2 separate regions of the Homo sapiens genome follow, and region 2 is linked to region 1. Evidence: read pairs that join two places in POLR2A ChIA-PET (ENCODE). Cell type or tissue: Panc1. All regions are shown on one strand. Links, peaks and the distances in the headings refer to the core of each region. The heading gives the core; the rest is flanking DNA. Region 1 overlaps UBE2E1 (ubiquitin conjugating enzyme E2 E1). Region 2 has its middle 120 kb from the start of UBE2E1.

Region 1 (2,917 bases), core at 213-2,712:
TAAGAGAAAGCATTACATTTTTTTCATAAATTTTAATTTACTCAATATAAAGGTTTGTCTTCCATTGTCATAAAGTTCCTGGCCGGGCGCAGTGGGTCACTCCTGTAATCCTAGCACTTTGGGAGGCCAAGGTGGGTGGATCATCTGAGGTCAGGAGTTCAAGACCAGCCTGACCAACATGGCGAAATCCTGTCTCTACAAAAAATACAAAAATCAGCTGGGCGTGGTGGTGCATGCCTGTAATCCCAGCTACTCGGGAGGCTGAGGCAGGAGAATTGCTTGAACCCAGGAGGCAGAGGTTGCAGTGAGCCGAGATCATGCCATTGCACTCCAGCCTGGATGACAGAGCGAGACTCCATCTCAAAAAACAAATAATAAACTTCTTCATATTTTGTGATTAAAAAGTATCCTCCCTTTTATAAAATGCTGACGACAGTAAACAATGACTTTTTTTCAATGTCCTTGCAAAACAAAATAAAATTAGTAGCCCTATGTCTGCCCTCTGCATTGAAATCCAGAATTTACACTGTAGGTAACAGCTTCTATAGCCCCAAGTGGTATCTGCCATAGAGCCTTCGCAGGGAAAGCGCCTGAGGTTTAACTAGCTCAGTACCTCTCAACTGTCCTCAGGCTCCCAGCCTCTTAAGAAAGACTAGCTAAGGTCAGCCAGGCCAATATGGTGAAACCCCATCTCCAATAAAAATACAAAAATTAGCCAGGCACGGTGGCATGAACCTGGGTGACAGAGGTTGAACCTGGGTGACAGAGGTTGCAGTGAGCCGAGATCGCACCACTGCACTCCAGCCTGGGCAACGGAGCGAGACTCTGTCTCAAAACAAAACAAACAAAAAAGACTAGCTAAGGTCATTGCTACCATCTCATAGCCTACTGGCACCTCTGTCACTCAGACTCATTCCTGAGGAGCACACGCTGGGAACCATTTCCATAAGCACAGAAGGTTCATAAAGAGGCAGAGCACAACAGCTCTTGGAGTTGCCCACAGACAGCTTCCAAACCACAAGCAAGTCCTATCTCACCAGGCTGACACCACACCAATGAGACAAATCCTTCACAAGTGGCAGGAGAAGTGAAACTTCTGTATGTCAGACTATTTCCTAAATAAATTCAGTGTAACGTGACTCGACAGGCATACATCTCCAGTCTGACAGGCAACCCAAAAGTGTATGTTTTGGAAAATAACATCTTAAAAGTACTGAATGTGTTCTTTATAAGGACTTCTCAGTTGTCTTGGTATTCCTTGCTACCTCAACTTCAATTCTTCCCACATGAAAATTTCTATTTTCACTCCTCTCTTCTTTCATTTCACAAAAATGTGTGCTTCTTTCTAAGATAAACATGTGGTCTTTACCTAATTCCTCTTTTACTTTAACAGTGAATAGAACACTTGGTTACAAAAAGTTCAAACTTTCCTATGCAGAAAGAAAAAAAAAACCACCAGACTCTAAAACATACTCCTGAACACCTCTACCCCTCCAGGCTGCTGGGCCAGCTTTCTCCTGCCCTTCAGTGCCAATTTCCTGATGCTTCTCCTAAATACACACAGATCCCTCTACATGTGATTCAGTCCTACTTTACCTCAACATTCCACAGTAAACTAGTCTCAAAAGTCACCAAAGACCTGCCAGGCTCAAAATTAAATGGCATTTCTCATTCTCTCTCTTTTTTTTTTTTTTTTTTAAGAGACAGCCTAGCTCTGTCACCCAGGCCGAGTGCAGTGTTGTGATCACAGCGCACTGCAACCTCAAAATCCGGGACTTAAGTGATCCTCCTGCCTCAGCTTGCCAAACTGCTAGGATTATTGAGGTGATCGGCTGCACTCAACTCCATTTTTTTCATCAGCCTTTTTGTCAAGGACTGATGAGCCCTGCCTTCTGGAAACATTCTTGATAATCATGACATTAATTTTCTGATTCCCCTCTAACCTCTGAACTCCCCTCTCACTTTTCTAAAGCGCTTTCTTTTCCTGCTAATCTGTCAGGGCCCAGAAACAAATCAACAGGAGTTCCCATTGGAGTGGTATGAAAAGAGAGATGCATTTCAGGGAAGGGTTTAGATACGTGAGGTCCATAGTGGCTTTACTAAGCATTAATGGGTGATGAAAGGGAGAAAGCAAAGTCACAATCCGATACAAATCTAGAAGAAAATCTTAGTTTGTTGATTTAACAGTTGTTGGTCCTTGGCAATGTACCAGGAAAATAATGCCTTACTACAAAGCAATGACTTCCAAACCATACTCCAGATGGGGAGAGAAGGCTAATGTTTTAAACGTCTGTCTTCCCTGAAATCTGTTTTAAGAAAGGGTTAACACTGCTTTTTAAAGCTTTAAAAGTACACTTAACAGTATGATATAAGAAACCACAGCTGGGCTCATGCCTGTAATCCCAGCATTTTGGGAGGCCAAGGTGGGTGGATCACAAGGTCAGGAGTTTGAGACCAGCCTGGCCAATATGGTGAAACCCTGTCTCTACTAAAAATACAAAAAAAATTAGCAAGGCATGGTGGTACCTGCCTGTAATCCCAGTTACTCGGGAGGCTGAGGCAGGAGAATTGCTTGAACCCAGGAGGTGGAGGTTGCAGTGAGCCGAGATCATGCCACTGCACTCTGGGCTACAGAGCGAGACTCTGTCTCAAAAAAAGAAAAGAAAAGAAAAACCACACAGGGAACTTAAAAAATCTGAACAGCATGCAAATTCCAGTTCAGTCCTCAGTTTCCTCATCTGGAAAACACAGCTAATGCTATTCCACATACCACACCTCACGGAACTGAACCTTGAAGGAAATAAGCTATGTAAGTGCCTTTAAGCCCTAAAGCACTACTTCTTTTTTTTATTTTTTATTTTTATTTTTTTGAGACGGAGTCTTACTCTGTCGCCCAGGCTGGAGTGCAGTGGCATGA
Region 2 (2,917 bases), core at 206-2,705, 170 kb after region 1:
CTGTGATCAGTGATCTTCGATATTACTATTGTAACTGTTTTGGGGCACCATTTACTGCACTCATATAAGACAGTGAAATTAATTGATAAGTGTTGTGTGTGTTCTGATTGCTCTACCAACTGGCCATTCCCCCATCTCTCTCCCTCTCAGGCCTCTCTACTCCTGGAGATACAACAATATAAAAATTAGGCCAATTAATAACCCACAATGGCCTCTAAGTATTTAAATGAAAGGAAAAGTCTCACATCTTTCAATTTAAATCAAAAGCTAATTGCATGAAGGAAAAGGATTTATTATTAATAATAATATAACATAATATAATACTATGTAATAATAATATAGTAATAATAAATCAAAAGCTAGAAATGATGAAGCTTAGTGAGGAAGGCATGTTGAAAGCTGAGACAGGCCAAAAGCCAGGCCTCTTGTATCAAACAGTTAAAAAGTGTGAATGCAAAGGAAAAGTTCTTGAAGGAAATTAAAAGTGCTGCTTGAGTGAACATATAAATGTTAAGAAAGCGAAATAGCTTTTCTGCTAATATGGAGAATGTTTGAGTGGTCTGGATAGAAGATCAAACCAGCCACAACATTCGTTTAAACCAAAGCCTAATCCAGAGCAAGGCCCTAACTTGTTTCAATTCTGTGAAGGCTGAAGAGAGGAAAAGGCTGAAGAGAGGTGAGGAAGCTGCAGCAAAGTTGGAAGCCAGCAGAAGTTGGTTCATGAGGTTTAAGGAAAGAAGGCATCTCTGTAACATAAAGGTGAAGCAGCAAGTGCTGATGTAGAAGCTGCAGCAAGTTACTGAGAAGATCCAGCCAAGAGAACTGATGAAGGTGGCTACACTAAACAATAGATTTTCAATGTAGATGAAACAGCCTTCTCTTGGAAGAAGATGCCATCTAGGACTTTTCTAATTAGAGAGGAAAAGTAGATATCTGGTTTCAAAGCTTCAAAAGAATGGCTGACTCTCTTAGACGCTAATGCAACTGATGACTTTAAGTTGAAGCCAATGCCCATTTGCCATTCTGAAAATCCTAGGGCCCTTTAGAATTATGCTAAATCTACTCTGCCAGTGCTCTGTAAATGGAACAACAAAGCCTGGATGGCACATCTATTTACAGCATGGTTTACTGAATATTTTAAGCCCACTGTTGAGACCTACTGCTCAGAAAAAAAGATTCCTTTCAAAATATTACTGCTCATTGACAATGCATCTGGTCACCCAAGAGCTCTGATGGAGATGTATAAGGAGATGAATGTTTTCGTGCCTGCTAATACAATATATGTTCTGCAGTCCATGGATCAAGGAGCGATTTTGACTTTCGAGTCTTATTATTTAGGAAATACATTTTGTAAGGCTGTAGATGCCATAAACAGTGATTCCTTTGAAGGATCTGGGCAAAATAAATTGAAAACATTCTGGAAATGATTCACTATTCTAGATGCCATTAAGAATACTCATGATTCCTGGGAGAATGTCAAAATATCAATATTAACTGGGGTTTGGAAGAAGTTGATTCCAACCTTCATGGATGTCTTGAAGGGGTTCAAAACATCAGTGGAAGAAGTAACTGCAGATGGGGTGGAAACAGCAAGAGAACTGGAATTAGAAGTGGAGCCTGAAGATGTGCCTGAATTGCTGCAATCTCATGATCAAACTTGAACAGATAAGGAGTTGCTTCTTATGAATGAGCAAAGGAAGTAGTTTCTTGAGATGGAACACACTCCTGGTAAAGATGCTGTGAACATTGTTGAAATGTCAGCATAGGATTTAGATTAATATATGAACCTAGTTGATAAAGCAGCAGCAGGGTTTGAGAGAACTGACTTCAATTGTGAACAAAGTTCTACTGTGGGTAAAATGCTATCAAACGGCATTGGATGCTACAGAGAAATCTTTCATGAAAGGACAAACCGATCAATGCAGCAAACTTCATTGTTGTCTTACTGTATGAAATTACCACAGCCACTCCAGCCTTCAGCAGCCATGACGCTGATCAGTCAGCAGCCATCTGCATGGAGGAAAGACCCTTCACCAGCAAAAAGTTTATGACTCGCTGAAGGTTCAGATGATTGTTAGCATTTTTTTTTTTTTTGAGAGGGAGTCTCGCTCTGTTGCCCAGGTTCAGTCTCAGCTCACTGCAAGTGTAGTGGTTCAATCTCAGCTCACTGCAACCTCTGCCTCCTGGGTTCAAGCGATTTTTGTGCTTCAGCCTCCCAAGTAGCTGGGATTACAGGTGCATGCCACCATGCCCTGCTAATTTTTGTATTTTTGGTAAAGATGTGCTTTTGCCATGTTGGCCAGGCTGGTCTTGAACTCCTGACTTCAGGTGATCCATCCACCTCGGCCTCCCAAAGTGCTGGGATTACAGGTGTGACCCACCATGCTCAGCCTGATCATTAGCATTTCTTAGCAATAAAGAATTTTAAAGTTAAGATTCCCCCTTGAACCAGGCTGAGAAAATAAATAAATAATTAAATTAAGGTACATACTTTTTTTAGACATAATGCCATTACACACTTAATAGACTACAGTATATTATAAGCATAACTTTTGTTTTTTTTCTTTTTTTTTGAGACGGAGTCCCGCTCTGTTGCCCAGGCTGGAGTGCAGTGGCACGATCTCAGCTCACTGCAAGCTCCACCTCCCGGGTTCACACCATTCTCCGGCCTCAGCCTCCCAAGTAGCTGGGACTACAGGTGCCCACCATCATGCCTGGCTAATTTTTTTTTGTATTTTTAGTAGAGACGGGGTTTCACCATATTAGCCAGGATGGTCTCGATCTCCTGACCTTGTGATCCGCCTGCCTCGGCCTCCCAAAGTGCTGGGATTACAGGCGTGAGCCACTGTGCCTGGCCTTATAAGCACAACTTTTATATGCACTGGGAAACCGAAAAATTTGTGTGAGTCAGTTTATT

Evidence for each region. ChIA-PET counts read pairs that join two places held together with the same protein. Peaks named below come from ENCODE experiments on the same cell type or tissue, not always from the same donor. Only the 100,000 strongest peaks of a DNase experiment are listed, where the experiment ranks them.
Region 2: POLR2A ChIA-PET joins it to region 1 with 8 read pairs; 2 of 35 experiments call an interaction of 5 or more read pairs at or near these places.

Annotation. Positions count from the first base shown.
Region 1 is chr3:23,855,783-23,858,699 of GRCh38, reverse strand. The region is part of intron 3 of UBE2E1 (ubiquitin conjugating enzyme E2 E1); the gene reads right to left. Among named protein-coding and RNA genes, the nearest start is that of UBE2E1-AS1, 50 kb to the right of the region's middle. RefSeq lists an enhancer at 1,083-1,212. In Panc1, for the core only: no CTCF peak of the experiment used is centred there; no DNase peak of the experiment used is centred there; H3K27ac peaks cover 433 bases.
Region 2 is chr3:23,687,842-23,690,758 of GRCh38, reverse strand. No RefSeq gene overlaps it. Among named protein-coding and RNA genes, the nearest start is that of UBE2E1, 120 kb to the left of the region's middle. In Panc1, for the core only: no CTCF peak of the experiment used is centred there; no DNase peak of the experiment used is centred there; H3K27ac peaks cover 698 bases.